Regions from separate parts of the Homo sapiens genome. Here regions 1, 2, 3 and 4 are each linked to region 5. A link is a contact called in ENCODE Hi-C or POLR2A ChIA-PET data. All regions are on one chromosome and are shown on one strand. Each heading gives the region's core, a stretch centred on a gene start or an enhancer-like site at or near the end of the contact. The rest is flanking DNA. Distances are from core to core; before and after follow the strand shown. Region 1 has its middle 16 kb from the start of MIR4424. Region 2 overlaps LOC105371632 (a long non-coding RNA gene). Region 3 holds the start of TDRD5 (tudor domain containing 5). Region 4 has its middle 66 kb from the start of C1orf220. Region 5 holds the start of TOR3A (torsin family 3 member A).

The links. A loop is a pair of places that touch in the nucleus more often than their neighbours do. ChIA-PET counts read pairs that join two places held with the same protein, here RNA polymerase II (POLR2A). Pooled maps may share reads with other maps.
Region 1: a loop to region 5 is called in a pooled map, with 5 times the contacts of the local background. The contact joins the enhancer-like site here to the promoter of TOR3A in region 5. A Hi-C loop is called at or near these places in 3 of 37 single-sample maps with no recorded cell type and 5 of 50 pooled maps.
Region 2: a loop to region 5 is called in a map of OCI-LY7, with 3 times the contacts of the local background. The contact joins the enhancer-like site here to the promoter of TOR3A in region 5. A Hi-C loop is called at or near these places in 1 of 168 maps with a recorded cell type or tissue (OCI-LY7), 7 of 37 single-sample maps with no recorded cell type and 5 of 50 pooled maps. POLR2A ChIA-PET finds 5 or more read pairs at or near these places in 4 of 52 experiments (GM12878, OCI-LY7, WTC11 and 1 more).
Region 3: a loop to region 5 is called in a map of mammary epithelial cell, with 8 times the contacts of the local background. The contact joins the promoter of TDRD5 here to the promoter of TOR3A in region 5. A Hi-C loop is called at or near these places in 10 of 168 maps with a recorded cell type or tissue (A673, CD4-positive, alpha-beta T cell, Caco-2 and 7 more), 19 of 37 single-sample maps with no recorded cell type and 24 of 50 pooled maps. POLR2A ChIA-PET finds 5 or more read pairs at or near these places in 1 of 52 experiments (WTC11).
Region 4: a loop to region 5 is called in a map with no recorded cell type, with 12 times the contacts of the local background. The contact joins the enhancer-like site here to the promoter of TOR3A in region 5. A Hi-C loop is called at or near these places in 17 of 37 single-sample maps with no recorded cell type and 5 of 50 pooled maps. POLR2A ChIA-PET finds 5 or more read pairs at or near these places in 1 of 52 experiments (OCI-LY7).

What each region holds. Positions count from the first base shown.
Region 1 is chr1:178,658,294-178,664,277 of GRCh38, reverse strand. No RefSeq gene overlaps it. Among named protein-coding and RNA genes, the nearest start is that of MIR4424, 16 kb to the left of the region's middle. Within about 2 kb of position 4,382, at least 2 of the 41 ENCODE cell types and tissues checked have a DNase peak (open chromatin) inside an H3K27ac peak, as active enhancers do.
Region 2 is chr1:178,572,178-178,577,793 of GRCh38, reverse strand. LOC105371632 (a long non-coding RNA gene) reads left to right here. Exons shown (of 4, transcript XR_922315.3): 1 at 1-4,501. Among named protein-coding and RNA genes, the nearest start is that of C1orf220, 32 kb to the right of the region's middle. Within about 2 kb of position 1,998, at least 3 of the 41 ENCODE cell types and tissues checked have a DNase peak (open chromatin) inside an H3K27ac peak, as active enhancers do; they include OCI-LY7, where a contact is called at or near this core.
Region 3 is chr1:179,590,094-179,595,566 of GRCh38, reverse strand. It overlaps TDRD5 (tudor domain containing 5), which reads right to left and starts at 3,735. Exons shown (of 18, transcript NM_001199085.3): 1 at 3,442-3,735; 2 at 2,720-2,965; 3 at 1,700-2,107. The coding sequence starts at 2,951.
Region 4 is chr1:178,606,354-178,612,048 of GRCh38, reverse strand. No RefSeq gene overlaps it. Among named protein-coding and RNA genes, the nearest start is that of C1orf220, 66 kb to the right of the region's middle. RefSeq lists an enhancer at 3,645-3,724. Within about 2 kb of position 3,933, at least 9 of the 41 ENCODE cell types and tissues checked have a DNase peak (open chromatin) inside an H3K27ac peak, as active enhancers do; they include OCI-LY7, where a contact is called at or near this core.
Region 5 is chr1:179,079,066-179,084,733 of GRCh38, reverse strand. It overlaps TOR3A (torsin family 3 member A), which reads right to left and starts at 2,664. Exons shown (of 6, transcript NM_022371.4): 1 at 2,347-2,664; 2 at 1,681-1,794. The coding sequence starts at 2,605. RefSeq lists silencers at 1,040-1,099, 2,090-2,259, 2,400-2,689.

The sequences.
Region 1 (5,984 bases), core at 3,133-5,632, 420 kb after region 5:
GAAAAAGCAAAACACCAAATCTCCCCTGAGGCATTGTGACCCATGTTTGATTTACCTTGGAAATATGAGGAAAAAAATAGAAACTGTGTATATGAAAGTTCAGTAGAATTGGAGGAGACAAGATTTCATTGTAGTTTTGGAGAACATTTTAAGGTTGAGTACTGGAAAAATTCGTCTCTCTCTCCCTCCCTCACTTCATTCCTTCCTTTTTCCCCTGATTTCCTTCCACAAAAATTCATTATGTGCAAGGCATTATAATAGTTGCCACGGGGAATCTAAACTGTATAAGATGTGGTCCCTGCTACAAGAAGCTTATAATCTAGGGTAGTGCATTTTAAACTACAGGCTGCAACCCATTAGTGATTAGTAGATTGTGAAATCAAATCGGTGCATCTGACCAGCATTTAAAAAAACTGAAATTCAATAGAAAGCTCTTAGAGTCCGTCACACTTGGTCATGGTAAATACTGTTGAATGAACATTTTTATAGGTGTGTGTATGTGTACACAGGATTGTGACATAAAATGTATTTCTGCTGTGGGTTATAGAAAAAATAGTCTCAAAGCCATTGATCTAGTAGAACTTAAGCCTATAGCTTCAGTGATCATCCCAGTGCTGATGTCTATCTCCAGCCTAGAACTTCTTCCTGCTCCACACACGGCTTTTCAACTCCCAGCTGGACATCTCAAACTAAACATATCCCATATTGCCCATATCATCTTCCTCCCTAAAATGTTTCTGTTCCAGACATTGAATGTTGGTTAACGACATGCACATCTATCTGGTCATTCAGGACAGAAGACTGAGAGGTACCTAAAGTGTCTTCTTCTGTGCCTTCTCCACTCATTCTTCACATTCAGTTAGCCAATCTGCCTCCTCCCCTCCATCCTTATTAGCACTCTTTGGTTTAGGACCTGTATAATTTCTCTCCTAGTTTCTTGCCATACCTTCTTAACTGGTCTCCTTTTCTTCAGTCTTGTTTCCTAACTCCTGCCCAACAAGTCTGTGTCCTACATTTATTCCCAAGTAATCTTTTAAAAATGCTAAAATGAGTCAGGTGCAATGGCTTACACCTACAATCCCAGCACTTTGGGAGGTTGAGGCAGGAGGATCACTTGAGCCCAGGAGTTTGAGGTCAGCCTGGGCAACATAGTGAGACCCTGTCTCTACAAATAATATTTTTTTAAAAAATTACCCAGGCATGGTGGTGGTATGTGCCTGTGGTCCCAGCTATGTGTAAGGCTAAGGCAAGAGGATCGCCTAAGCCCAGGAGGGCTGTGATTGTGGCACAGCACTCTAGCCTAGGCAACAGAGTAAGACTCTGTCTCAATTTTTAAAAAAAATGTTAACATGACATTTTTTTCTGGTGAAAAACCTTTGATGGTTCCCCACTGCTTTGAGAAAAAATGTCTAATCATGAGAGCCAACATCTTGCTTGGTCTACTTTTGCTACCTTCATCAGCCTCAGTTCCTCATCCTCTCTTAGCCTTACCCCTGATTCTAGTGGTACCAACTAGCTCAGGTGCTCTCATATTTCAGTGACTTTGACTCCCACCTTGAATGTGCTTGCTTCGTTTCTTCGCCTGCGTCTAAATCTTACCCCTCTTTCCCAGCACAGCTCTAATGTCACCTGGTCTTGGGACCCTTTCTGACTGCCCTCCAAGGTTCTCCTTGCATCCTAGGCACGCTGCTGTCCTAGCTAACAGCGCGGTCATTGTTGTTTGGGTTGTCTTCATTATGACCTAGCTGCTAGCAAGGACTCTGTTTTGTTCATCTTTATAAAATAAGCAACTAGCCCAGTACTTGACATCCTAGGCACTGACCAAACATTTGTTGAAAAAATGAATGAAGATGAAATCTCTCAACAGCCCACTCCTTGATTATAATGATAGTATCATAATAATGTTAAATAATTCTTGACAATACTCTTGTTTTCAAAAGTCTTTAGAAGTAGAGGGTGACTGGTTGGCTAGATGTGCTTTGTCTCTATCAGTCCTTTTTCCACCGTCCCCTTCTCTGTCTGGTTCCGATGAGACTAAGAGAACATTGCCATCTGCTTGTAGGAAACATCCAGGAATTCTCCCACCAACAGATTCCTGTTAAAAAAACATACACACAGCCAGAAAAGACAAGAAAAGAAGACAAGAATGCAATGTGTATTGTGTTTATTTTATCTTAAACCCACTTTGTTGTTCTTATTGTTATCTGTATTGTGTTCTAGGCCTTAGGGAGAGAGGTCAGATCCTTTTGTTGCTTACTTTGGATGTAAACGTGCCTGGAAGCAGTGGGCCTGGTCCAGAGTGACTTTGAAGGAATCTTTCAGTCCAGACCCCATAATGCAGGGTCCCAAAGTCACCATATGAATTCATTTGCCCCCACAGAACTATCTCAATTTCCTCTTCACTCTAGGCACTGGGGATATAGTGACAAAGGAAATGTGGCCCCTGTCCAGAGGAGAAAGGGATCATTTGTTTTTTTCCTCTGTATATTCTTTTGTTGTCCTGGACTTTTGTTTTCTCAGTGTTTTTTTCTTGAAACAAGTGAGAGTTAGATATTTCTAAGTAATACAGCATTTTTTTTTTTTTTACAAAGGGTTCCACCTCTATGTGACCAGGCAGAGCTATTCTCTGTGTGTGTGTGTGTGTGTGTGTGTGTGTGTGTGTGTGTGTGTGTGTGTGTTTGTGTGTGTGTGAGAGAGAGAGAGAGAGATAGACCCAGTCTCACTCTGTCACCCAGGCTGGAGTGCAGTGGCGTGATCTTGGCTCACTGCAACCTCCGTCTCCTGGGCTCAAGCAATTCTTGTGCCTCAGCCTCCCTAGTAGCTGGGACTACAGGCGTGCGCCACCATGCCTGGCTAATTTTTTGAATTTTTAGTAGAGACGGGTTTTCACCATGTTGGCCAGGCTGGTCTCGAACTCCTGACTTCAAGTGATCCACCTGGCTTAGCCTCCCAAAGTGCTGGGATTACAGGCGTGAGCCACTGCGCCAGCCTGACAGAGCTATTCTTATTGCAAAAGTTTGGAGTTCAGAAATGAGAGCCCCAAGGGTCAATATATTACTTATCTGAAACAAACAGATGATGGAGGGAAAATGTTCTCTGGAATTTGCTTTTTTCATATGTAACATGGGTGTGATGTTATTTCCTTCACATGTGAACACTCACTGAGCACCCAGCAGAGAGGTGAGTACCCAGGGATGTAACACCCGCTAGATATAAGTCTTCTTCCTAGTGCATCAGAAAACAGGAGGGACACTGAGGCCAGTGTGGAGGAAGGTAGCACAGGTTCAGTGTTCCCATCACCCATGGTGATGCTGTGGTGTATGACACAGTAGGAGGCACAATGGAGGCATTTTCTTTTTTCAAATGCAATAAATGGCCTAGTTACAAGCTTGGGAATAAAGTCAATGCTGAAGCACTCTTTAAAATGTCGCTTTGGTGCTACATAATGAGATGCCTTTCTCTTCTTTGAGAAGAGGTGGAAGCCAGGGAACTATAACAGGTTTAACCATCCAATTAGTCACTTCATCTTAACAGAAAAAAATGAGTGGGTCCTTTGGGTTTTGCTGTGCTTATCTAGGTCATTTCCAGCTTCTAGTCACAGTAAATCTATTCTACACAGCTGGAACATTAGCAACATCTGGATTTCTCAAAAGGTCATGTGTGTGCATCATTAGAGCAAGACTACAAAGTATCATTTTGAATCATAATGAATATTCCACTTCCAAAAGCAAGGATGTTTTTAAGGCAGCTGCAGCAAAACTAAGGAGGCAATTTACTTGAAATTCAATTGTGATCATTTTTTGGTGATTAAAAACCTAACATTTTCCCAACAATATCTCCAATGTGCTTTCAGAAAGCCCCCCAGTGCCATGCCTTCACACAAGAACTAATACTTACTGGATTCTATAGCAACAAACAATTATTTCTAACCAGTGAGTATGTGAGGTCCTCCTGGCTGGGTCCATTCTCAGATTCAGCTGTGACCTCTAAGTTTCTGAGACATATTCCAAGAGCAAAGGGGCTTCTCCTTGGGATTTCTGCTTAGGCTGTGGGGAAATCTAATTGTAGCACCCTTTATCTGTTCCCAAGGTACTTTGCCTGAGTATTGTGCCGGCAGCAGAATACTCCTTTATTCCCAACTTCAGTCACGACATGACACCACACTCATCCTTGACACCTTGACACCCCACTGGAAAATGTCACGTCCCCTTCAAATAACTCCTCTATGTGACACATTCAAAATTTGCTCTGCTCTGACCCTTTTTAACCTATTCAATCTCAGTTCCTTTTTGCCTCTGTCATTTTCTCTCTGCCTCTATTAGATCAGTTTATTTTTATTGCCACACGAATCTTGTGGTTTCCCCACCTAGCTTATGTTAGGCCCTTTCTTCTTTTTTTTTCACCTACTCAAATATTTCCAGCCCTTCCAAAGCCCCAGATAGAATCTTTGTTTTGTTTTTGGTTTTTGTTGTTGTTTTGTTTTTAGTGTACTAATACTCATTATTCTTCTGATTCCCCAAACCCCCTTGTTATTAATAGCTGATATCCGTTCCTCATTTGTTCTTTCATTCTTGCAACAAATATTTACTAAGAACCCACTATTGGTGCTATAGTTTGGATATTTGTCCCTGCCTAACTCTCATGTTGGATTGTAATCCCCAGTGCTGGAGGCGGGACCTGGTGGGAGGTGTTTGGGTCATGTGGGCAGATCCCTTATGGATTGGTGCTGTCTTCATGACAGTGAGTGAGTTCTTATGAGATCTGGTCATTTAAAAGTGTATGGCAACTGCCCCACTCTATCTATTGCACCTGGTCCCACCATGTGAGACACCTGCTCCCTCTTCACCTTCTGCCATGATTGTGAGCTTCCTGAGGGCTCCCTGGAAGCCAAGCCGATGCCAGAACCATACTTCCTGTAAAGGCTGCAGAACCAGAAGCCAATTAAACCTCTTTTTTTCTAAATTACCTAGCCTCATGTATTTCTTTATAGCAACACAAAAACAGCCTAATACAGCTAGTGACCATTCTGGAACTCAGGATGCCATGGTAAGTAAGACAGTCTTTGCCCTCTTGGTGATTTTATTCTAGTATGGCAGACAGATAATCAGGTAGTAAGTAAATAAGTAGTATAACGGACTGAGACAAATGTTGTGAGAAAAAATTAAAAGGCAGGGTAAGGGCTAGTGCGTGACCATAGGAATAAGAGCTTTTTCCATATGGTGATAGGGAAAGGCCTCTTTGAGGAGGAGACACTTGTATTTGAGGAGAGACTTAAATTATGACAAGAAATCAACCATAAGCTGGCCGAGCGCGGCGGCTCACACCTGTAATCCCCACACTTTGGGAGGCCAAGGCAGGCGGATAACGTGAAGTCAGGAGTTCGAGACCAGCCTGGCCGACATGGTGAAACCCCATCTCTCCTAAAAATACAAAAATTAACTGGGCATGGTGGCAGGCACCTGTAATCCCAGCTACTCGGGAGTCTGAGGCAGGAGAATGGCTTGAACCAGGGAGGCGGAGGTTGCAGTGAGCTGAGATCGTGCCCTTGCACTCCAGCCTGGGTGGCTGAGTGAGAATCTGTCTCAAAAAAAAAAAAAAAAAAAAAAAAAAAAGAAAGAAAGAAAGAAAAGAAAAGAAAAGAAAAGAAAAAGAACGAAAAGAAAAGAAATCAACCATAAGCTAACCCAAGAGAAGAAAGGGAAAGGGAACAGGAAGTGAAGTCCCTGAGGCAGGAATGTTCTAGAAAGATGAGGGGTGCTCTAGGAGACCAATAAGAAGGCTAACATGGGCAGAGTGTAGTAGGAGATGAAGATGGATGGGAGGCAGAGGTGAGAACCTGCAGGGCTTTGAGGGAGAGAAGAATCAAGTGCAACTCCTTAGGCTGGGTGCGGTGGCTCATGCCTGTAATCCCAGAACTTTGGGAGGCCAAGGCAGGTGGATCACTTGAGGCCAGGAATTTGAGACCAGCCTGGCCATCATGGCAA
Region 2 (5,616 bases), core at 749-3,248, 510 kb after region 5:
CCCGTTTATAAGCTTTATATCAATGGACCCTGACTCTGAGTATTTGTGTCTTGCTTCTTTTCTTCAACATTATATTTATTAACTCCAACCATGCTGTTGTTAAGTGGCTCTAATTCTTATGCTTTCTATGACAGGCCAGCATTTGGTTTGGTTCCAGCTTGGGGCTATTACAAACACTGCTTCTCTACACATTCTTGTATACATCCTGGTCCACAGCATATGCATGTACACCTGCCTTGATGGCATTTTCCCACATCAGAATTTCTCCACTTGTGAATAGGGTGTGTGAATCTTTAACCTTAGTAGAGAATGGCAACTATTTGCCAAAACTTTGCTTCAATTTAAACTCCCAAAAGCAGACTGGGTGCGGTGATCACACCTGTAATCTCAGCACTTTGGGAGGCTGAGGTGGGAGGATCGCTTGAGCCCAGGAATTCAAGGCCAGCTTGAACAATACAGTGGGACCCCATGTCTACAAAAAAAAGAAAAAAAAATAGCTGGGTATGGTGGTCCACTCCTGTAGTCCCAGCTACTTGGAAGGTGGAGGCTGCAGTGAGCCATGATCGCGCCACCGCACTCCAGCGTGGGTGACAGAGCAAGACCCTGACTCAAAAAATAAATAAAAACAAACTTCCAACAGCAGCGGTTCTCACTATATTCCATCCTCAACAGCACTTGTTATTGTCAAACTTTAAAACTTCAACTGATCAGGTGGCTGTGTAGTGAGTAACATTTCACTGTGAGTTTAATTTGCATTTCCCTGATTATTAAACAAAACCAAGAATCTTTTACTATGTTAATTGGCCACATGAATTTCCTGTTATGTGCCTGTTCAAATCTTTTGACATCTTGCTATTGCCAAATTTAAATTTCCTTTTTAAATAAATTTCATATTCATTAAAATTACATTTGACAGAAAAGTATGTCCGTCTTCCAGGGTACCTCTGCACACCTGAGAACTGTATATAGCTAAAGGTAAAATGTCTAAGATCTGTAAGCTTATAAGCAATTTTTTTTTACTATAAGTCATTGAAAAGATTATAACAATAGTTCACAGAAAAACATGGATTTAGATCATTTTTTCTTATCTCTATTTTCAAATCTAACATCCTTTTTTTGAATTTTGTCCCCTCATTTCCCTATACTTTCATAGAGAACAAACATACTCCTATATATCACAGTCCTTTGTTAAAATCAAGTGCAACCAAAGTTATTTATTATTCTATTCTGTATTTCTCATGCTGTGTGCGATATGAATTGTTAGAAGTTAGCTAAATGTCTGTAATAAAGTAGTGACACTATTGTATATATGACCTTTGCAGCTGAGATAATATTAAGTAAAATATAAATGGCTACAATAGTTATACATATCTAATAAAAATAAATAAACAGCTCACCCAAGCCTGACATCTAGCTTTTGCTCACCTTATCTCCTTTAGACATTTGGGTATGAGCTCACTGGCAAAGAGTGAAGCCCATATAATCTACCATTAAATAAATTATTCAGTAATCTGTGATGTCCTTGTAACATGAGAATCCCCTATTTAAAAAAAAATAGCTGCACTGCTTACAGAGGCACATGCCTGCTATTTATAGTCTTTATGGAAGTTGCTTTGCTAGCAAATCCAACTAGAACTCCCCGGGAATCTACAAGGATTGATGTTTACTGCAGGGTTTTTACACTGAGCTATTTTGCATATGTGTGGGTGTGTGATGCACACACAGAGGACTGACGGAGAAAGCCCAAGCAGGTATGAGGTATTTGTTAGCTCTGCTCCATTTTCCTCTTAACATTCAGGAAACTCAAATAGGGACAAAGTAACTACAGGTCACCCACAGATCCAGTGATATGTATTCCTGACTGTATCCAGGCAACTGGGGCTCTACTTTTTTCTAAGAAGACATGTTAGTTCTCTGCCAACAATGTCAGATTTCTCTCACAGACAAAGCAGACCCAGGGGCACTGAGCCTCCCTTTTTACTTCCCCTTTTCCCCCAGGTGCGAGTATGATGTCCTGAAGACAGGAGGGGATGTGGGTTGCAGGGAGTCAAGGAATCAGGGAGGCAGCTTGCAGATCAGAGTGGGGCAGATGGCCTACATGAATTCTCATTCTGGAAGGGCTGGAAAAGAAACAGCCAGGTTGGCTGGGCATGGTGGCTCACACCTGTAATTCCAGCACTTTGGGAGGTAGAGGTGGGTAGATCACTTGAGGCCAGGAGTTCGAGACCAGCCTGGCCAACATGGTGAAACCCCATCTCTACTAAAAACACAAAAATTAGCCAGGCGTGATAGTGTGCACCTGTAATTCCAACTACTTGGGAGACTGAGACACAAGAATCGCTTGAACCCTGGAGGTGGAGGTGGAGGTTGCAGTGAGCCAAGATGGTGCCACTGTACTCCAGCCCGGGTGACTGAGTGAGACTCTGTCTCAACAACAGAAAAAGAAAGAAACAGCCAGGTGTCTATTTTTTCATAGTTTCAATTAATTTTTTGATTAGAAAAATATTTTATAAATATAGAAACTTAATTGGTATGTGGATGAAGCAATTCTCTTTATAAAAGGCTCAGAATAGCCAATTAACTCCATTTTCATGAAGTATATGTCGTGTTAACTTTTGAGTTGACAATTATCAAAAAGGTTTCATCAAGTGAAACTTGACATCAAGTTATGTGTCAAAAGTAGGCATAGAATTCTTGGCATACTGAAAAAGTATGGACAGGCAAGTGAAATGGAATTATGTGAAATATTACTTGGATTTTTCTAACATGTTACACAGCTATTCAGTAATTAAAATGTTTCTGAAAAATAAAAATATAAAAGCTGCACAAATATTTAGTAACAAAAGTTGAAAAGTACAAATTGTTTTTTAAAACGAAATAACTTCAGTGAAATTTTACTACACACCTATCAGAATGGTTAAAATTTAAAATAGTGACCATATCAATTGCTGATAAGGATGTAGAAAAACTGAATCTCTCATACATTGCTGGTGGGTATAGCCACTCTAGAGAACATTTTGGAAGTTTCTTATAAAACTAAACATGCAATTACCACAAAACCCAGCAATTTCACTCTTGGGTACTTATCCCAGAAACATAAAAACATATTTTATGTTCACACAAAACCCTATATACAAATGTCCACAGCAGCATTATTTATAATAGGCCCTGGAAACAACCCAGATGTCTCAGTGGGCAAATGGTTAAACAAACTGTGGTGCATCTAGACCTTGGACTACTACCCAGCAATAAAAAGGGAGCAAACCATGGATACACACAAAACTTGGATGGATTTCAAGTGAAAAAGCCAATCCCAAAGAATTACGTATGTTATGATTTTATTTATATAACGTTCTTGAAACCATAAAATTAGTGTGAGAGAGTATAGTTTAGTGATTGGCAGGGGTTAGGGCCAGGGGGTGGAGGATGGAAGGAGAGGGAAATAGATTATGTTACAAAAAGGCAACATAAGAGATGGTGATTGATATACAAACCTCCACATGTGATAAAATGGCATAGAATTAAATACACGTGCACGTGCACACACACACACACACACACACACACAGAGTAAATGTAAGACAGGAGGGAAATCTGATCAAGATCTATGGATTGTACCATCAATTTCCTAGTTGTAATATTGCACATACTAGAGTTTTGTAAGATGTTACCATTGGAAGGAAACTGTGGATAAAAGACACATTGTATCTCTCTGTATTATTTCTTACAACCCGATGTGAATCTATAATTACCTCTATTTAATTAAATTGTAAAAAGTTAAATGGAATCTAACTAATATTCTCATGATATAGTTGTTAACCCTGTACAGAAAAAGAACCCAAGTATGAAGCCAAAGAAAGAGCAGTGGTGAAGCCTGAAAAAAGCTCAAAGCGCGGGACAAAGGCAGAGCTGGAGCTGTTCCTGCACCTGTGGGTGTATGGGGAGCAGGGGAGAGAAGGTATCAGCACAGGTCATTTTTAGGGTGCCAGGGCAGGGTTGAGGAGGGAGTTCTTAGCAGTAGAAACCCACTGTGTGCTAACAGCAGTGAGGAGAGTCCTAGCAGCAAGGGTGGGAACAGATAGGCAGCTTCCAATGGGTGCCCAAGGTCCAAGCATGAGTTTTTTTTTAACTCTAGAAACCCAAACATACACTATTTGATAAAACTAAAATTACTTTAGCTGCTGGAAGCAAATCTGTGTTTTTTGTGATCGATTCAAACCACAGATAGAGCAGGGGATTGTCTTTCGGTAGGTGTGAATGGGGCTGTATTAGTCACCAGAGTTTCAAGTGTGCTTCTGTTTAGTTATCAAACTGCAATTCCATTGATACCCCGTCTTGAGTGTCTCCTCTGTGAGTAACATGAAAAGGACCTCTGGTTAAATAGAAAACTTGTCTTGAATTTGGAATTACAACATGCCCTTACTTATTCAGGACTCAATTAACTGAGCTTCAGGATAATCCAAGGTGAAGAAAAACAAGAGCTGACAAAGAAAAGAAATGGGTGAGTCAAGACAGGCACTGGGGTCTCTTCCCACAGACCTTGGGTGGGTTCAATGGAACCTTGAGGCCTGGGTTTAACTGGGCCTAACCCCACCCCAGGGATGTATGGGGGTTAAAGGGATTAATACTAACCTACTGACTGGTTGGAAGGGCCTGGGAGTCTGGGAAATTAGTGGGAAAAACAAAACAGAAGGTACTTAGAGTCCCAATCAAGACAGCAACTTTTAATACTGATTTCTTAATGGCAATTCACAGCCTTGACCTAACCAGTTCCTTAATCCTGCTCCAGTATACAAGCAAGTTCTACAGTGTTTGTTCCTTAATAGCTCTTTCTGATTATCTAGCATTTTGATTCATTTGCTGACCTTCAGATATTTATTGTTGTCCTGGTTGTTTAAAGGGCACTTTATTTAGGTATCTTAATTGGCCTCTTCCAGGTGTTTTCAGCTTAAACATTCAGGTCTATTTTTTGTCACTCCTCCTGGTGGCCCACCAGGGTAAGATAGATTTGGGGCAACTAAGGGGGAAAGGATAAGCTCTGGGGCCAGACAGATCTGCACTAGCCAGCTACATGACCTCAGAGTTCTTTAACTTCTCTGAACCCCAGTTTCCTATTCTGTAAGGCAAAGTGATTTAGGGTCAGGTTGCCTGATTTTTATTTATTTACTTATTTATTTAGAGACAGAGTCTCCCTCTGTCACCAGGCTGCAGTGCAGTGGCATGATCTCAGCTCACTGCAACCTCTGCCTCCCAGGTTCAAGCAATTCTCCTGCCTCAGCCTCCAGAGTAGCTGGGACTACAGGTGCGCGCCACCATGCCCAGCTAATTTTTTGTATTTTTAGTAGAAACGGGGTTTCACCATGCTGGCCAGGATGGTCTCAATTTCCTGACCTCGTGATCCACCTGTCTCGGCCTCCCAACGTACTGGATTACAGGTGTGAGCCACTACAGCCGTTCAGGCTGCCTGATTTTAATCCTAGCACCACTACCTATTGCTTGGATGTCCTTGGGTAAATTACCGAACTTCTCTAAACCTCAGTTTCTTCACCTGTAAAATGAAGGCGGCAGAGATAGCTAGTTTCCCTCATTCCTTGGTTAAAAAAAAAACCCTTCATT
Region 3 (5,473 bases), core at 2,486-4,985, 510 kb before region 5:
GGTGGCTACATACAGAGGCTACTGTGAGCTAACTGCCTTCAACTTAGAAGCAAAAATTAAGAAAAGAAAGCTGACATTTTTACATCAAGCCAAAACTTACATATAGTGTAAGTTATTAGTCATCCATAGAGGAAGACAGAGATCATTAAGTGTTACCAAAAGCTTGGGGCTATCTAAAAGTCCACTTAAGGTCACCTGAATCTAATTATAGAGAGGTGGGATTCAATATGTAAAAAGCTGTATCCCATTTAGGAGACAAAAAAGTCTCCAAGGAGCCTGCTTAGCACTATGCTTTTCAAACTGGATAACCACTAGTAGTAGTACCACAGTTCTGGGAGGATGAAAAGCTACAGAATAAAATATAAAATATAAATTCTTCAAGATTTGTAGGAAGGGGGAATACCACTGGAGAGGTGTATTCTGTTGCATGACATGAAAGATACATCACCAGACTTCACCACAGCCTAGCTCTTCCTTTACCCTAAGGTCAAGTTCACCAAAAAAAAACAAAAACAAAAAACAAAAAAACAACAGTTGACTTCAAGATATCCTGATGACAGAAGTAGGAACCATGGATGGAGAACATGAACAAAATCACTGGAAAGGAATATTCACCCCCCACTATTCAATAAATTGGTAAAGTGCTTTCTACAACTCAATCTCTTGCAAGTGTAATAGTATGAGTTAGTCTTCCCAAGTTTTAGGACTTCAAGAATACTGATAAAGTTGAGGGCTAGACTTGAAACACTTAGTGGCCTCCAGAGCCTTCCCTATCCAAGTATATCCTCATATCCTCAAACTACATCACCTACCACAGTGTAAATATTGGTTTATAAACTTGTGACACATCCTCTTGGTTCACCTATGTTAATCTAAATGCAGAAGTTGGAGAAAAAGAAAATCACTGAAATAAGCATAGAATTCTCCCAAGTAGGCTCCGCCTATGCTCAGTGTGTAAACTGTACATTGTCAAGGGAGATACTACCCAGATGGTCACACTGGTCTCTTGAGCCTTTAATAGACACAGCATTTGGGCAGAAATTCACTGGATGGGCAGCAATAAGAGCTGGGTATCTAACTCTAGCTGTACCACTTTTCCAGCCATGTGACTTTAGAAAAGCCATTTAATTTTCCTTAGCTTTGATCTCCCTATCTATAAGACACAGTTACTTACCCTACCTAGTATGGTAATGAGAATGCAAGGTAAAATGCTATACAGATAAGGTGGTTATTATTACACCACAAAAGTTACCAAAGTGTCTCCTAGGATAAGCCCCAGTGATGGCAAAGATTAGAAGGGTTAAGGCTAATAATTTAAGTATTTTAACTTTTCATTTTCCATATAGCTTATTTATATGAACACATTCATGTAAAGTTCATTTACAGTGTTCTAGAGAGAGCTGATCTTGTAGTTTTTAAAATAATAATAGCTACCACTTATTATCAGCTTACTAAATGCCAGAGATTTTACAGAACTCACCTCATGTAAGGTCCTCAACACAACCCTGAGAGGGAAATACTGTTATTTCTATTTTAAAGATGAGGAAAACTAAGGCTTAAGTAGATTGAACAGTTCGCCTGAGACCACTCAGCTGGCAAGTAGTAGAGCCAGGCTTCAACTCTAACGAACTCATAGACCTTAGTGATTACACACCCCTCTATGTGCCATGACTGCTCCAACATTTGCTCACATGCGTACCTGCTGGACATCCTCTCGGCTTTTCCTCTGTTACACTCTTCTTTAGCATCAACAAAGAACCTGCTCTGGTCTGCTCTACAGAAATGACATCTGAAGCCGCATTAAGCACTTCAAACATAGAGAGAAATCCATATTGCATGTATTGGAATGATCGTCCAAATCTTTTGGCAAATGCCTTTTCAAAATCAGAAAGAAGAACAGGAGATAACGCCAACAGGTCCTTCAACTCACTCTTCACAACAGCTGGAAGAATAGGGGCAACCCTTCCTCGGTAAGGTACTCGCCGATGAGATCTCGGTCCAGAATAAATACTAGGTCTTCCCTTATGCATTGAGTTTCGAAGCTTATGGCTGCTCCTCTGTTTTGCAACTAAGCTTGCTATTCCTTTGGTAGATTCATCTGGAATGGCTGAGACGTGAAAAATAGAAATCATATTTAGGAGGAAAACTTACTCCCTTCTTTATCCTTAGTATCTGTGTTTATACAGTTTTTAACTCTCCAAGGAGCTGTTTATCCAGGCAGCACGATAAACAGTAACTCTTGGTTCCTCGATTTCTTGCATTTTGGGCAACAGCTTGCTAGCTCTCCTGCCAGCTGAAGAAAAGTTAACTCAATGTATTATCATTACAACTAATTGACCCCTGACAGATTTTTTGAAACTCTTGGGATGAACTGCAAACTTCCCTACAATAGTTTTTTCTTGTGCTTCACGAAATTTAAAACATGTTTTTATAATTAAGAAGTCCTTTTTTTGTTTCTCTCGACTTAAGGTGCAAGAACCTGAAATCATATGTAAAAATGTAGCTTTTGTGAGTGCACGATTGTTTGGGGGAATGGTTTGTTAATTTTGCAGAGGTTCCAATTTTGCCCACAACCTCAAAAGCACCTATGAGTCTCCCTCCCCCACCAAATTAAAATCCACTGGCTGGGATGCATAATAACTGCAGAACTAGAATAATTATTTACTAAGCAATTGTTTTTATTACAAAGTTTATAGACCTTCAAAAATCTTAAACCTACCTTTCAGTATTACAGTACCACCTGCACCGGGGCAGACACGAACAACATCAGGCATGTCCAATACCAGCTCCATAGTGGACCGATACCCAAGGATTCGGAGTGGTAGATGGTTGCCAACCATCAAAAGGTACTCCTTCTCCAACTCCTGTGGGCTCAAACCATCTTTGGTGGAAATGAGAAGTGACCTTATTTCCTTCCGCAGACATTCCTGTATACGCTCTTGTTCAGACATTGTGCCCTACAGGACTGAAGACAGAAACGCAGCTGAGGAAAAGGGGGCAAACCCACGAAAAAAGATTTAAAAAAAAACCAATAGTGGGATACAAATAACTGAGACTCCAGTTTTAAGGGTAATAAGGCAGAAGTAGTAGTATGAGGGTGCCCTGCGGCTTGCGCGTGGCCGGGCGATTCAAGCCCTGAATCTCCACCTGCGTTGATTAAGCTACAGGTGTCAAGAACTCTGCCCCTGGCCATGCGGAGGCGTTAACTGGGGTTCCTGTCGGGTGTTGGACTCCAACGCAAACTTCCCATCCGAAGCCTTCAGGGGCTCCTCGGGAACCAGGACTAGGAACTAAGGCCAACGCAATGCCGCCTCCGCCCTGCAGGGCGAGGGCCCCACGAAAAAAGGCGCTCCCGCCGCACACCTCTGGCACCCCAAGCCGAGGGGGCGCTCCCCGCTCCCTCTTACCTGAAGGTACCACCAATCTTCGCCCGCCCCCTACCTGGTCTAGGGTTGGGGTCCCTGCCCCACCCCCAACGTCTCTCGGTGACCCTCACGGGAGCGGGGCGTGGCCCTTCCACCTGCCCTGGCGGCTCTCTGCAACCTGAGGTGGAAAGGAAGGCAGGAGGCGCCAGGTGAGGCGCCCTTCTCGGCCCGGCACCGCCCTGCTGCCAGTCACCCGTCTTGCCCCCACCGCGCCCTGACGCCAGCGCTGCTGGTGCGGGCCGAGTAGAGATTAGGGGGCCCTCTCCGAATCGGCGCAGGAAGGTAGCTGCGACGGCGGCCCCGCGCGCCTGCGCACCAGCGCCCCCTGACCAGCAGGCCTCTCCCGGGGCGCCGCGTTCCAGCCCCGAGGGCACGTGGCAGGTGGGACGGTTGGGCAGGATTAGCCGCTCCGGGGTCAGGTGTGAGGTCCGCCCCAGTCTCAGGAGCCGCTGGGCCCGGCTGCAGAGGCTGGCCGCCTTCCAGGATCCCAGGCGCCTACGTCCTCCGACGCGGTGGGAAGACGCGAGGTGGGGCTGCAGCCCTTGAACCAATCCAACCACCTCCAGAGCTAGGGCCGGGCCTGACGCAGGGAGGGGAAGCGGGCCGCGTGGGCCTCAGAATCACCTGTGGGGCTATGTAAGAGGCGAAAAGGATGCACAGGTCTGATAAGCAGAGATTCTCATTCAATAGGTCTGGGTTTATTTGAGGAAAATCACAGACAGAAAATTCTGATTCTTGGCTGAGAATCCCTGCAGAGCTAAAGGCAACTCTGGCTCCCTGATGAAGGAATGGGTGGGGCTAGGAGACCTTTTTAAATGAGCGGACAACATTCTAGGTGCCACTAGAGATTTATTTGGATGTATAGTTGGTTTGGTAGAATGAGCCAGATTTATAAAGTCCTTGAAAACCAGAAAACAGTAGTTTAAGAGATATAGAATAGGGAGGGGCATTGTATAATATAAAGACTTGTACCTTAAAATGTACAGTCTAATTAAAGAAACAAGACAAACCAAAATAACCAAAGAATTTGAATCAACAAAGAGGCTTAAGCACACACAATGACCTTATCTTCCTTCTTTTTTTTTTCTTATAAAATGTAAGGTTTAATATATGACAGCAAGGAGCACCCCGGAGGCTGCCAGCGCATGTGACTTCGTGTTTCTGTGCTACATGAGACTAGTGTCCTCATCTTCCATCGTGACAACCCTTCTCTCTCCCCCAACCCTCTCCCCCGCCCACAGTGCCAACAGGCTCTGGGCAAAGCTGCCCCGTTTTCTTTTAACCTAAGGGATGCCATGGTTTGGCTGACTATGTTTGACTACCACCACTGAAGGCAGCTGATGTCTCAAGCAGCTGGATACTGTGGCGATGGGAATCAGACGAGGTACTAGCATGGAGGGCGGGGGTGCAGGGTCAAGGTCGTCTGGGTTCTCAGGAGCCAGTCTGTGCCACAGAACCATCGGCAGCTGCCTTCGTAAGGCACCTCGGTCTGGCATTCGGAAAACCACCCTGTCTTGCCAGAGCCCCTTGGTCTTGGTTAGCAAAAACTGTATCTGATCTAAATCATGCTTTCAATCAGAAGAAATCACATTCCTTCTTTTCCCTTTCTAATATATTCCAATGTGTCTATTTTTTCTCAATTTTAACAAGCAAATTGTACCACCATCTTATTCTGAGATGCTCCTTTTTAAAAGCTGTAGATCACATTAATGGAAGTGTTTACTGCTGGGAATATTTTCCATGTACAATGATTTGTAACCCTCTTATCTCAACTAGTTGCACATTATTAGTTCACATCCAGTTCAATTTATAAATTAAGAAAGGTGCCTTTTGTCTGTACAAAAATCAATGCATATTTATGAACTTCTTTTATTCAAATATATTTTCACACATCTTATCTAAATACATAAAATGCAGAAGTCCGTGTGAGTTTGGCAGTGTGGCCCAGGAGGGCCTGAGACTAACACATCCACCTTGGCAAAAGGACAGACAATGTCTCTTATGGTTGGAAAAAATAGCCTTTTGTGTGTTTATTTGGTTTACAAAAT
Region 4 (5,695 bases), core at 2,684-5,183, 470 kb after region 5:
TTGGTAGCTGTTGTGATAATGAAGTTATTTTATAAATTTATCATATTAGCACAGTAATTTAAAACCTATCACTTGAATAGATATGTGGACAATACAGTAATATCTGGACTTGACTCACAACTCAAAGCAAAAAAAAACAAAAAAACAACAAAAAAATGAAGAACCCAGTAAGTAAAAAAACCAACTAACCCAGTAGCTCAGAAAAGCCCATGCTTCTTTATGAAAGAAGCGCAGTTTATTTAGGAGTGTTTCTTTCCTTTAGGAGGCCCACCACTGGCAGTCTTTGAAATGTGCTCAGTGGTTTACCCAGACCACTCTTTTTTTTTTTTTTTATTTGAGACAGAGTTTCACTCTGCCACCCAGGCTGGCGTGCAGTGGCGGGATTTTGGCTCACTGCAACCTCCAACTTCGGCCTCCCAGGTTCAAGCGATTCTCCTGCCTCAGCCTCCCGAGTAGCTGGGATTACAGGCATGCACCACCACACCCGGCTAATTTTTGTGTTTTTAGTGGGGACAGGGGTTCACCATGTTGGCCAGGCTGGTCTCGAACTCCTGACCTCAAGTGATCCTCCCACCTCAGCCTCCCTAAGTGCTAGGATTACAGGCATAAGCTGCTGCACCTGGCCCAGACTACTTCTTACCCCTGTTTCCTGGACAACGTGAAGCCGCCTTTGCAAAATTATGACTGAGACACTGGAAGGGATCTAACTTAACCGACTCCATCTTGCTTCTAACCTCCAAGCTGTCTTTGTTCATTCCTGGGCATAGGCTGAACTAACTTTGGGAGAAACTTTGCGGTTTATAGTTTAAACAAAGACAGTAACAGCCCTTTCCCAAAGCAGACCTCCTTCTTGTCTGAGGACTAGATTAACATTAGCCACAGGATTAGAAATTATGGTTTAGGAGTCATGCAGCTGGAGGCTACAAGATTCTGACCCTCCCTAAACTGCTCCTAAGATCAGTGCTTGAGATATTTTGCAGACTTAGCTTTGATGGATCAGCTGGCACCACCCAAATCGATAAACTGGCTCATCTAATCTTGTGGCCCCCACCCAGGAACTGACTCAGTGCAAGAAGACAGCTTCCACTCCCTATGATTTCATCCTGACCAATCAGCACTCCTGGCTCACTGGCTCCCCGACCTACCAAGTTATCCTTAAAAACTTTGCTCCCTGAATGCTCGGGCGACTGATTTGAGTAATAATAAAACTCTGGTCTCTTGCACAACCAGCTCTGCGTGAGTTACTCTTTCTCTATTGCAATTCTCATCTTGATGAATGAGCTCTGTCTAAGCAGAGGGCAAGGTGAACCCCTTGGGCAGTTACAAGTATATGTGCATCGGAACAAATACCAGAGGAAAAACATCAAATTGTTTTTGAGTAATTCCTGTTTTAGCTGGGTAATTCTCATTTTTACCATTATACTCTTCTTTTCTTTTTTTTTTTTTAGACAGGGTCTCACTCTGTTGCCAAGGCTGAGTGCAATGGTGCGATCATGGCTCACTGCAGCCTCTACCTCCCAGCTCAAGCAATCCTCCCACCTCAGCCACCTGAGTATCTGGGACCACAGGTGTGCACCACCATGCCCAGGTACTTTTTATATTTTTTTGTAGAGACGGGTCTCACTATATTGCCCAGGCTGGTCTCAAACTCTTAGACTCAAGTGATCCTCCTGCCTCAGCCTCCCAAAGTGCTGAGATTATAGGCATGAGCCACCATGCCTTGGCCATTATACACTTCTATGTCTTCTAAACATTCTACCAAAGAATTGTATTAATTTTCAGTGAGAGCAATAAATGTTTTTTAATTATAAAAATTACACATTCTCGTGGTCAAATAGCCAAATAGTATTCTTCCAGAATTTTTCTATGCACATAGAAGTATAATTTCACTTTTAAAAAGACACACAAATAAAGGCAGGCTACACACATTGTTCTCCATCTTGTTTTTTCACTTGCAATGTCTTGGTCATATTTTCATATTAGAACCTCTGTATTTACCTCATTCTTTATAGCAGTTGCAGGGGATTCCATTGAATGGTTGTATCATGACTGACTTAGCCAATCCATTTTTCAGATGTATTTAAGATGCTTTGAGGTGTTTTGCTATTATAAATACACTATATATCCTTTTTTTTTTTTTTTTTTGAGACAGATTCTCGCTCTGTTGCCCAGGCTGGAGTGCAGTGACATGATCTTGGCTCACTGCAAGCTCCGCCTCCTGGGTTCACGCCATTCTCCTGCCTCAACCTCCCGAGTAGCTAGGACTACAGTCACCCACCACCATGCCCAGCTAATTTTTTGTATTTTTTTTAGTAGAGACGGGGTTTCACCGTGTTGACCAGGATGGTCTCGATCTCCTGACCTCGTGATCCACCTGCCTCAGCCTCCCAAAGTGCTGGGATTACAAGCGTGAGCCACTGCGCCCAGCCTACACTACATATCCTTATACATTGCACATACATTTTATTATATATGAACGATACCTAGCAATGAAATTACTAGGCGAAAGGGCATGTATATTTACAACTTTGATAGTTATTGCCAAATTGCCCTCACCTTCACTAACTATGGGTTAAATTTTTTTTTATTATACTTTAAGTTTTAGTGGGTTAAATTTTTTTTAACCTTTGCCAGTTGAATATATGTAAAAACAAGAGATTCTTTTACAAAATACTTATAAAGAAAAATGTTCCATCATTGAGCAATATGAAGTATATATTTCAACAGTCCAAAATACATTAGATAATTATACAATTCTTTTAGCCAAGATTGTGACTCAGGGTTGTAATATTTTCTCTCAGTATCCATTTATGAAAAACTACTGTTTATTGTTAATTGTTACTGTGTATCTAGTAATGAAAGCCCAGCCCTATTTATAGTAGAACGTGAGAGTTATCTTATGACTAAAATTGCTATGATTCATGGTACGAGACAGTCACTAAAATTTTCATCCCTGTGATTGAATAACCCAAAAGAATGCACCATGGTTGCAAAGTATAGTTGAAAAGAAGGAAGATTTTCAGAGGGGGCCATTCTCAGGGATGGGGCTGAAGCCTGACCACTGTCCACAGGACAGACGAGCACAGAATACACTTTTTAAGATTAGCACCACAATGCTTATGCAGTCTGGTAGTCAATCTTTTCTCCATCACTCAGTATCATATCATGAGCATTTTTCTATGTCATTAGTCAATAATAAAAATATTTTTTCCAGCATTATTCAGTCTTTCTCTATATTATAACCCAAGGCAGTTTTAGCTTGAGCTTTCCATTGCTGGGTAGCCCAGTGCCCTGGAATGAGAATAGACTTCAGAATTAGACTTCAGAATCTACATTCAAGTCATGCTTCTGCCAGTTAGTTATGTGATCTTAGGCAAGTTGCATAACCGGACTGAACCACATTTTCCTCTTCAGTAATCTGGGTAAAATAAAAGCCAGCTCTCCCCCACACTACGATACTGTGAGGATTAGAGGAAGTAACACAGGCAAAGTGCTTTTTTTTTTTTTTTTTTTTTTGAGACAGAGTCTTGATCTGTCACCCAGGCTGGAATGCAGTGGCATGATCTTTGCTCTCTATAGCCTCCGCCTCCTAGGTTCAAGCAATTCTCGCGCCTCAGCCTCCTGAGAAGCTGGGACTACAGGTGTCTGCCACCACACCCAGCTAATTTTTTGTATTTTTATAGAGATAGGATTTCACCATGTTGGCCAAGCTGGTCTCAGACTCCTGACCTCGGGTAATCTACCCATCTCGGCCTCCCAAGGTGCTGAGATTACAGGCTTGAACCACAGTGCCCGGCCGCAAAGTGCTTTTTGCATTGTTAAGTAGTAAGAAGTGACTCATTGCTTTAACTCAGACCCAAAGGGCCTCTCCCTGGGTCTCCTGACTCCCCCTTCTCCTTACTTGAGTGATTGAGGTCCTCTGAGAGGAACCCCCTCTTGAGCAGTGAAGACCAGACTTTTATTCTGTCACTTAAAGACTCTCACAGTCTGAACCAAACTTAGGCCCATCTGCTGATCCCGGTATCTTGCCACCATTTCAGTCCATTTCTTGTACTTTCACATAAAAGCCTAATTTTTAGGTATCTTGCTGATATTGCCATTTGCCCTTTATTTTCTCTTATGCCTGGCCCAGTGCCAACTTTCTTGTGAGGACTTCCCTGACATCGAAGACTACTATGGTTTACTCCTCTGGGCTCACACAGCACTTGGTCTCTATTGCTGACCTATACATGGTTATCACATAGTTCAAGAATTCCTTGACTCTTGGGGCATAGTTGTCACCTTTTAGGTAGTCTGCTAATCCTATGACTCCTCTCTATTTTTTCAAGACTTGCCTCTTACGCAGCAACCCTATTTGGCCACAGCTGATGGACAAGGGTGAACCCCTGGGCCAATAAGATTCTCTCTTCAGGGACTTTAGAATTGACAGCCAGGATGTTGGTCAGTATTGCTGGAAGTGAGAACACGGCCTTCAGGAGTTGACTCAGCCTTTGTGAAGTGCCCATTTTTGGCCCACCCAGGTACACAGAGGTAGAGAATGTTGTCTGCCAAGGAGATCCAAAAGCAATGAACAGACACCAGAAGCCACGTAACCCAGTGAGAGAAAATGACTGAAAGAAAGCACCTTGGTATCTGAAAGCTTTCTAATTCAGGGTTCCAGTGCTTGAGAGGCCCAGCTATAGTTTCAGCAGCTTTGGGCTCTGTGAACTATCCCTGTATAAATAAATGTCTCCCTTGTGTTTAAGAAAGATGGGTATCATAAAATCATGTGAATGTTCGGTAATAGAGACACATCCAAAGTTTCACGGGGCACCTGGAGGTGAGGGAAAGTAGTCAGGAATGGCTTTCTGTAGAAGGTGATGTTGGTTGGACCAGTAGGGAGGGCACTTCAGACAGCGAGAACAGCATAAGCAATGCTGGGAGCTGCAAGCAGTTCAGTGTTGCTGGCACATAAAGGCATGGACTGGCCAGGAGTGAGGCTGGCCGGAGAGGGTGGCCAGGGGCCCAGTCAGGAGCATCTTGGGTGCCATGGGAAGGAGCCTGGACTTTATCCTGCAGGTCAGGGGTTCTCAACCATGTTTGCACATTAGGATTTCCTGGGAAATTTTAAAAAGAAATATGGTTTCTTTCTCCCATCCAGTCCACTTAAATCAGAATCTCTGGGAATGGAAGCAGGAACTGATTTTTTTTTTTTTTAAGGGCCCAGGTGATTCTAATGAGCAGATAGGCTGGAGAACCTGACAGGATGCCTTGAAGGGGTTTAAGTGAGATATAGACATGGTTTTAGAAAGATCACCATAGATGCTAGACTTTGAGGATGAGACAGAAGGCGGGGTGACTGTGGGCAAACTGCTGCAGTGTGCAGGGAGACGCTGAAGAGAACCTGAAATGGGATGAGGGTGCCAGAATAGAGGGGAAGTTTGCAAACATTATTTAGGAGACAAAATAGTTTTCAGTTTAAGATTTAGTGACTGGAGAGAGATGGAAGGTAGTCAGGGTTGTCCTGAGGGTCCTAGCTTGGGTGACTAAAATTGCCCCAGGCGGCACTCACCAGGGTTAAGCTGTGGATGTGTGGAATATGAGGTGGTGCCTGGTAAAGATCAGGCAGCTGAATAAGGCACCTAAGGCTTCAGGGCTAGACCAGGTGGAAACAAATTTCAGTTTCACAGCTCATTTTGAGTGTTGTCATTTATTT
Region 5 (5,668 bases), core at 1,415-3,914:
AGAGCAGGTATTCTGGAGCCTTGGGAGGTCAAGGTCTATGATAAAACATTGAGGGCATCACACATTGCTCCAAAAGTAGTAGTGACATAGAAGAAAATTAACATTTGCTGCTTTTTTCTCTGTATTCAGAACTGGGCTAAGTGTTTTACATTTGGTCTTCACAATTCTGCAAGGCAGGCATTATTATTCCCATTTAAAGCTGAGGAAACTGGCTGGGCGAGGTGGTTCCCGCCTGTAATCCCAGCACTTGGGGAGGCTGAGGCGGGCGGATCACGAGGTCAGGAGTTCGAGACCAGCCTAGCCAACATGGTGAACCCCCTCTCTACTAAAAATACAAAAATTAGCTGGGCATGGTGGTGGGCACCTATAATCCCAGCCACTCGGGAGGCTGAGGGAAGAGAATCGCTTGAACCTGGGAGGCAGAGTTTGCAGTGAGACGAGATTGCTCCAGCCTAGGTGACAGAGACTGACTTGGTCTCAAAATAAATAAGTAAAAAAAATAAAATAAAATACAGCTGAGGAAACGGACACTTGGGAAGGACTCTTCAGTTTGCCAGCAAGGAAGAGGCACGACTAGGAGGGGTCTCCAATCCGCTGGCCAGAACAATTTGGATATCCAGGCCCTTGTCGAACAAAAGGCATGTTGAGGACAGAAAGTAACTTGCTAATTGCTACCTAGGGTCTTATCCAAGTCAGCAGTGATCCAAATTAAGACTTCCTGACCTGTATGTAGTCCTATCTTCTGTCCTGAGCCAGACTGTGTCCCTAAACACACTGTGTTATTGGCATTTTGGCCAATTAAGTGACCTAAATATCTGGGGTGGGCCTCATTTATGGAGATTGAAGGACCTGGGATCAGGAGAACTCTGGGCAAGAAATTGCTCCTGGGGAAAAGAGAGGAAGCTTTTGCAAATGTCTGAACAGGTTTCAGAACATGGGGCCAAAGATCACCTTGTGAGAGTGAAAATGCAAATCAACTGCGATATGCAAATCAAGCAACCCAAACTAATTAGAAAATACTGGTTGCCATGGCACAGTGGCTCACGCCTGTAATCACAGCACTCTTGGAGGCCAAGGCAGGCAAATCACAAGGTCAGGAGTTCGAGACCGGCCTGGCCAACATGGTGAAACCCGCCCCCCCCCCCCCCCCCCGCCTCTACTAAAAATACAGAAATTAGCCGGACGTGGTGGCAGGCACCTGTAATCCCAGCTACTCGGGAGGCTGAGGCAGGAAAATTGCTTGAACCCAGGAGGCGGAGGGTGCAGTGAGCTGAGATCGCACCACTGCACTCCAGTGTGGGTGACAGAGCAAGCCTCCGTCTCAAAAAAAAAAAAGAAAAGAAAGGGACACTTTTAATCACAACCCAGAATTTCTGATCAGTTCTCTCTGGATAGTTCCAGCCCCCTCTGAGAGGTAGCTGTTTCTGTTTAGAGTGAAACAAGGTGCTCTGGGCCTGACAAACAGCTCAGTTTGCCTGGGCTATTAAGCTAGAGGCTAAAAAGGGGCTTCCCTGACTCAAGCATTTGGTACTCCCTCAAAACTTCAGTCAGACTGTGGCAGTTCCTGCTTGTCGGGAGGCTGGGCAGGATGACGAAAGGTCCCTTGCATCTAACCATTTCCCCTGGACTGCCTCCCCTCCCCACAGATCCCTAGCCCCTTGAAGCCATGCGGGGTCCAACCTGTAAAGTTGTTGGAGATTCTGCAATCCCCTCTAGGGCAGCAGTCTTTGAAGCTGCAGTACCACGTGGTCAGGAGGTCCAGGTACCGCTGGCCCAACAGAGGAAGGCGCCAGCCTGGAAAAGGAGGAGCTGTGAGACCGAGAGGAGACCATCCGGTGCTCTACAGTGATGCGGCAACCTTGCCACACAACTTGTCAGGGACAGAGGGACACCCAGAACTCAGATTCTAACTCCCAGCCCCGACTCGGCCCACTGTCGGTCCTCAAGCCCTGCGTCCAAAAGCAGCAAGGGAGACGGCAGTCACCAGGCATGTCCACAGCGGACGTTCCCTAGAGCTGTCAAGAGCAACACCTTCGAATAACGCCAGGGTGGGCTGGGAGATGGCACAGGCGGTGCGAGAGAATCTGGAAAGCGCAGGGATCAGGGGAGGCGGGGGACGGGAAGCCGGGCGCCAGGGGGGTGCGCAGGGGACGCGGGTGGGGCAAGGGCGGTGATGGGGCTCCCTGCTCCGCGGAGGCTGCCCCCGCCCACAGCCGGTACCGGCGGCTGAGCAGAGCAGGACTGCGGGCCCAGATGTCGCCCCGGACAGGAGCGAGGCGACCACAGCCGCGCCCGGATCGCACTCTGCTCCGCAGCGAACGGCGGACCGTGGGGACGGGGTCTTACCCAGGGGCCCCGTGGCTGCCTCCTCGTCCTCGTCACAGTCGTCGGGCCACACCTGGCAGCTGAAGAGCGTCCAGTACCGCTTGGAGAGGGCACCCGCCGCCCTGAGCTGCTCCTGCAGGCGCTGGAAGCCCGGCCAGGCCCAGGCCGAGCCCGGCTCGTCGGTTCCCTCCCACGGCCTGGAGGCGCCGCGGGGCTCAGGCGCGCCCGGGAGCAGCAGCAGGAAAAAGAGCCAAAGCTGGCGCCACGGACCGCGAAGCATGGCCGGCCCCGAGCTGCGGGACCATCCGGCTGCCGGCCTAGCCAGGCTCCCTTAAGCCCGGGGCGGTCAGGCGGGGACCGCACTTCCTAGGCGGGCTTGAACCCGGGATTGGTGTTGCTGTGGCGACCGGCGGGCCGGGCTGAGTGCGCACTGGCAGCCTCCGTACACGTGACCCAGGCGGGAACCCGAAACCCTGTCTGGGGTCCTGAGAGGCAGTCCCGAGACTGACTTCAGGCCAGGTGCAACTAGCCGGCTTCCAGGAAGCAGTTTATTCTGGGTCGTGATTGTGGTTGCAAAGAAGGTGAACTCAGGCTTTGAAATGGCCACTGTCAATCACTCCGCTAGGACTTTCGGACGGCTCTGGTGGCCCATCAGAGGCCTACCGAATAAGGACACTCCTGCTTTGCCTCGCGTTTGCAGATCAACTTCCCGCCAACCTGTTAGAGGAAGCCGGAAAACCGTCTCAGTCAGGAGCGTTAGGCAGGCCAGGGGAGTCAGCTGAGTGGAGAAGAGGCCCTGGAAAGAAGGGCACAGCTAGGTGCCTGTCTGGCCAAGGTTGCCCTGGCTCCTCCGCAGAGGGAAATGAAACCGCAGCAAAACACCAGCAGGTTTCCACAGTGGGAGTCCACGAAAAGCAAGAGGAAGCTGATTGACGGGCTCCAGTCTGGAGGTGTTTGGAGTTTGGAAACCCCCCGAGTCATGGGTAAATCATGAGGCGTCATGTCAATGTAATTATATCTCATAAAAATCCGAAGTACTGTGTGCACTTTCTTGACTAGGTTTGCAACTTTCAAGTGCTGGGACTGAGCAGCCCATCCGACACCATTGGCAAAAGACTACAGGGCCTCTTTCCCTCAGCGCTCTCTTCTCCATAGCGAGGAGCATGGAACAAGGCTGTTAGATTTCAGAAGAGCTTAATGCATTGTTTAAAATCACCTGGCTTACTTCAGCCAAGCCAAAAAGCCGTCTTGTCTTAGGAGAAAACTGCTGTCTAGAGAGATCAGAGGACTTGGCTAATGTCATATGTTTAGTGGCTTTGAGGTTGGGCCCTCCAGACAGTAAGGTGAATACTAGCACCGTGTCTCACAAATGTCACAGGCAACTTGATTCATCTGTTCACCCCAGTCTCTTAGATCACACCGTGCCAGGTCTGCTCCATTCTCAGCAGCTCACCAAATTTGTGCCTTTCATTCGAACAGCTACAGAAACTAGATAAAGCACCTTTGCTAGGACACGAGGTTGAGTTGAAAAGTAAAATGTTTATAGTGTCTCAGCCATTCAGTGTGATGTCAAAAACTTTTCATAGAGTAGCAGCCATGGCACCAGCCCAGCACTGTGTACATCGAGCTTGCGGAGTCCACCGGAGACAGTTAACAGCACATACACCACAGTGCTTATTGGAAAACCAAAAAAAATTAGGCAGGGTGTGGTGGCTCACGCCTGTAATCCTAGCACTTTAGAAGGCCGAGGCGGGCGGATCACCTGAGATCAGGAGTTCGAGACCAGCCTGGCCAACATGGTGAAACCCAGTCTCTACTAAAAATCCAAAAATTAGCTGAGTGTGATGGTGCGCATCTGTAATCCCAGCTACTCAGGAGGCTGAGGCAGGAGAATGGCTTGAACCCAGGGGGCAGAGGTTGCAGTGAGCCAAGATGGTACCACTGCACTCCAGCCTGGGTGACAGAGCAGGGCTCCATCTCAAAAAAAAAAAAAAAAGAAAAAAGAGAAAAGAAAAAAAATTAACTCACTCAACAAATGTCGTTTGAGTCTGAATGGCAGTCTAATATAGTGATTACCATTTTCTATTTGTGCAACCATGGATGTTACTGAACCGTCCCATGCCTGTTTCCTCACCTATAAAAAGGGATAATAAAATAGTCCCCTCATAGGGCTGCTGTGAAGATTAAATGAGCTCATTCAATGAGCACATCATCAACACTCAATACGTGGCCAGTTTTATTTTTGTATCTACCCAGCCATGGAGGAGGCTCTGGGTGGTCTACACAGGAGGCAAGGATGGCTTTAGTTAATACTGGTGGTTTATAAGTGAATTTATGGTGAAAAAATTAATAGTAACAATAGTTTATTAAAACAATCCAAGTTTTAAGATGTTGTGGAAAGAATTATCTGTACTTGGAACTTTTATGTAGGGCTACCTGCTCATTTCTGAGATGTTCTGACTTGGATTTAGCATCCCATTGTAAATAAAGTAGGTTAGCTGGGAAGTTCTTCGACAACCAACTTGATTTCAAGACATTTTTATTATTTATTTATTTATTTATTTATTTATTTAGAGACGGAGTCTTGCTCTGTCGCCCAGGCTGGAGTGCAGTGGTGCAATCTCGGCTCACTGCAACCTCCGCCTCCCCGGTTCAAGCGATTCTTCCCCCTCAGCCTCCCAAGTAGCTGGGATTACAGGCGTTCACCACCACGCCCCCGCTTTTTTTTTTTTTTTGTATTTTTAGTAGAGACGGGGTTTCGCCATGTTGGCCAGGCTGGTCTCGAACTCCTGGCCTCAGGTGATCTGCCTGCCTGCCTTAGCCTCCCAAAGTGTTGGGATTACAGGCGTGAGCCACTGCGCCTGGCCGTTTTTTTCCAAAAAAAAAAAAAAAAGAGGTAAACACTTTTTCACCAAAGAGTCAGTCCCGTGTAGAAACAATAAATCCAAACACCAGTTTCTAGATACGTCTCTTGAGTATTTCAATAAATACTCCTTTCCGTCTCAGGCCTTGGAGGCTGTGCTCGTTTTAAAGTTCTGGAAGCAGTATCTCATGGATGACGGGGACATCTAGAGGCTGCTGGGAAAACTACAGACAACTATGATTCTTTAGCAAGCATTACGGTGCTACTCAAGGGCGGTTCCAGAACCCCACCACTGGCATCACCCAGGAGCTTGTTAGAAATGCAGAATCTCAGGCCCCAGACATACTGAATCAAAACCTGCACTTTAAGAAGGTCTTTCTGTGCAGGGAGCCATGGCTCATGCCTGTAATCCCAGCACTTTGGGAGGCTGAGGCAGGAGGGTGGCTTGAAGCCAGAGTTTCAGACCAGCCTGGGCAATAA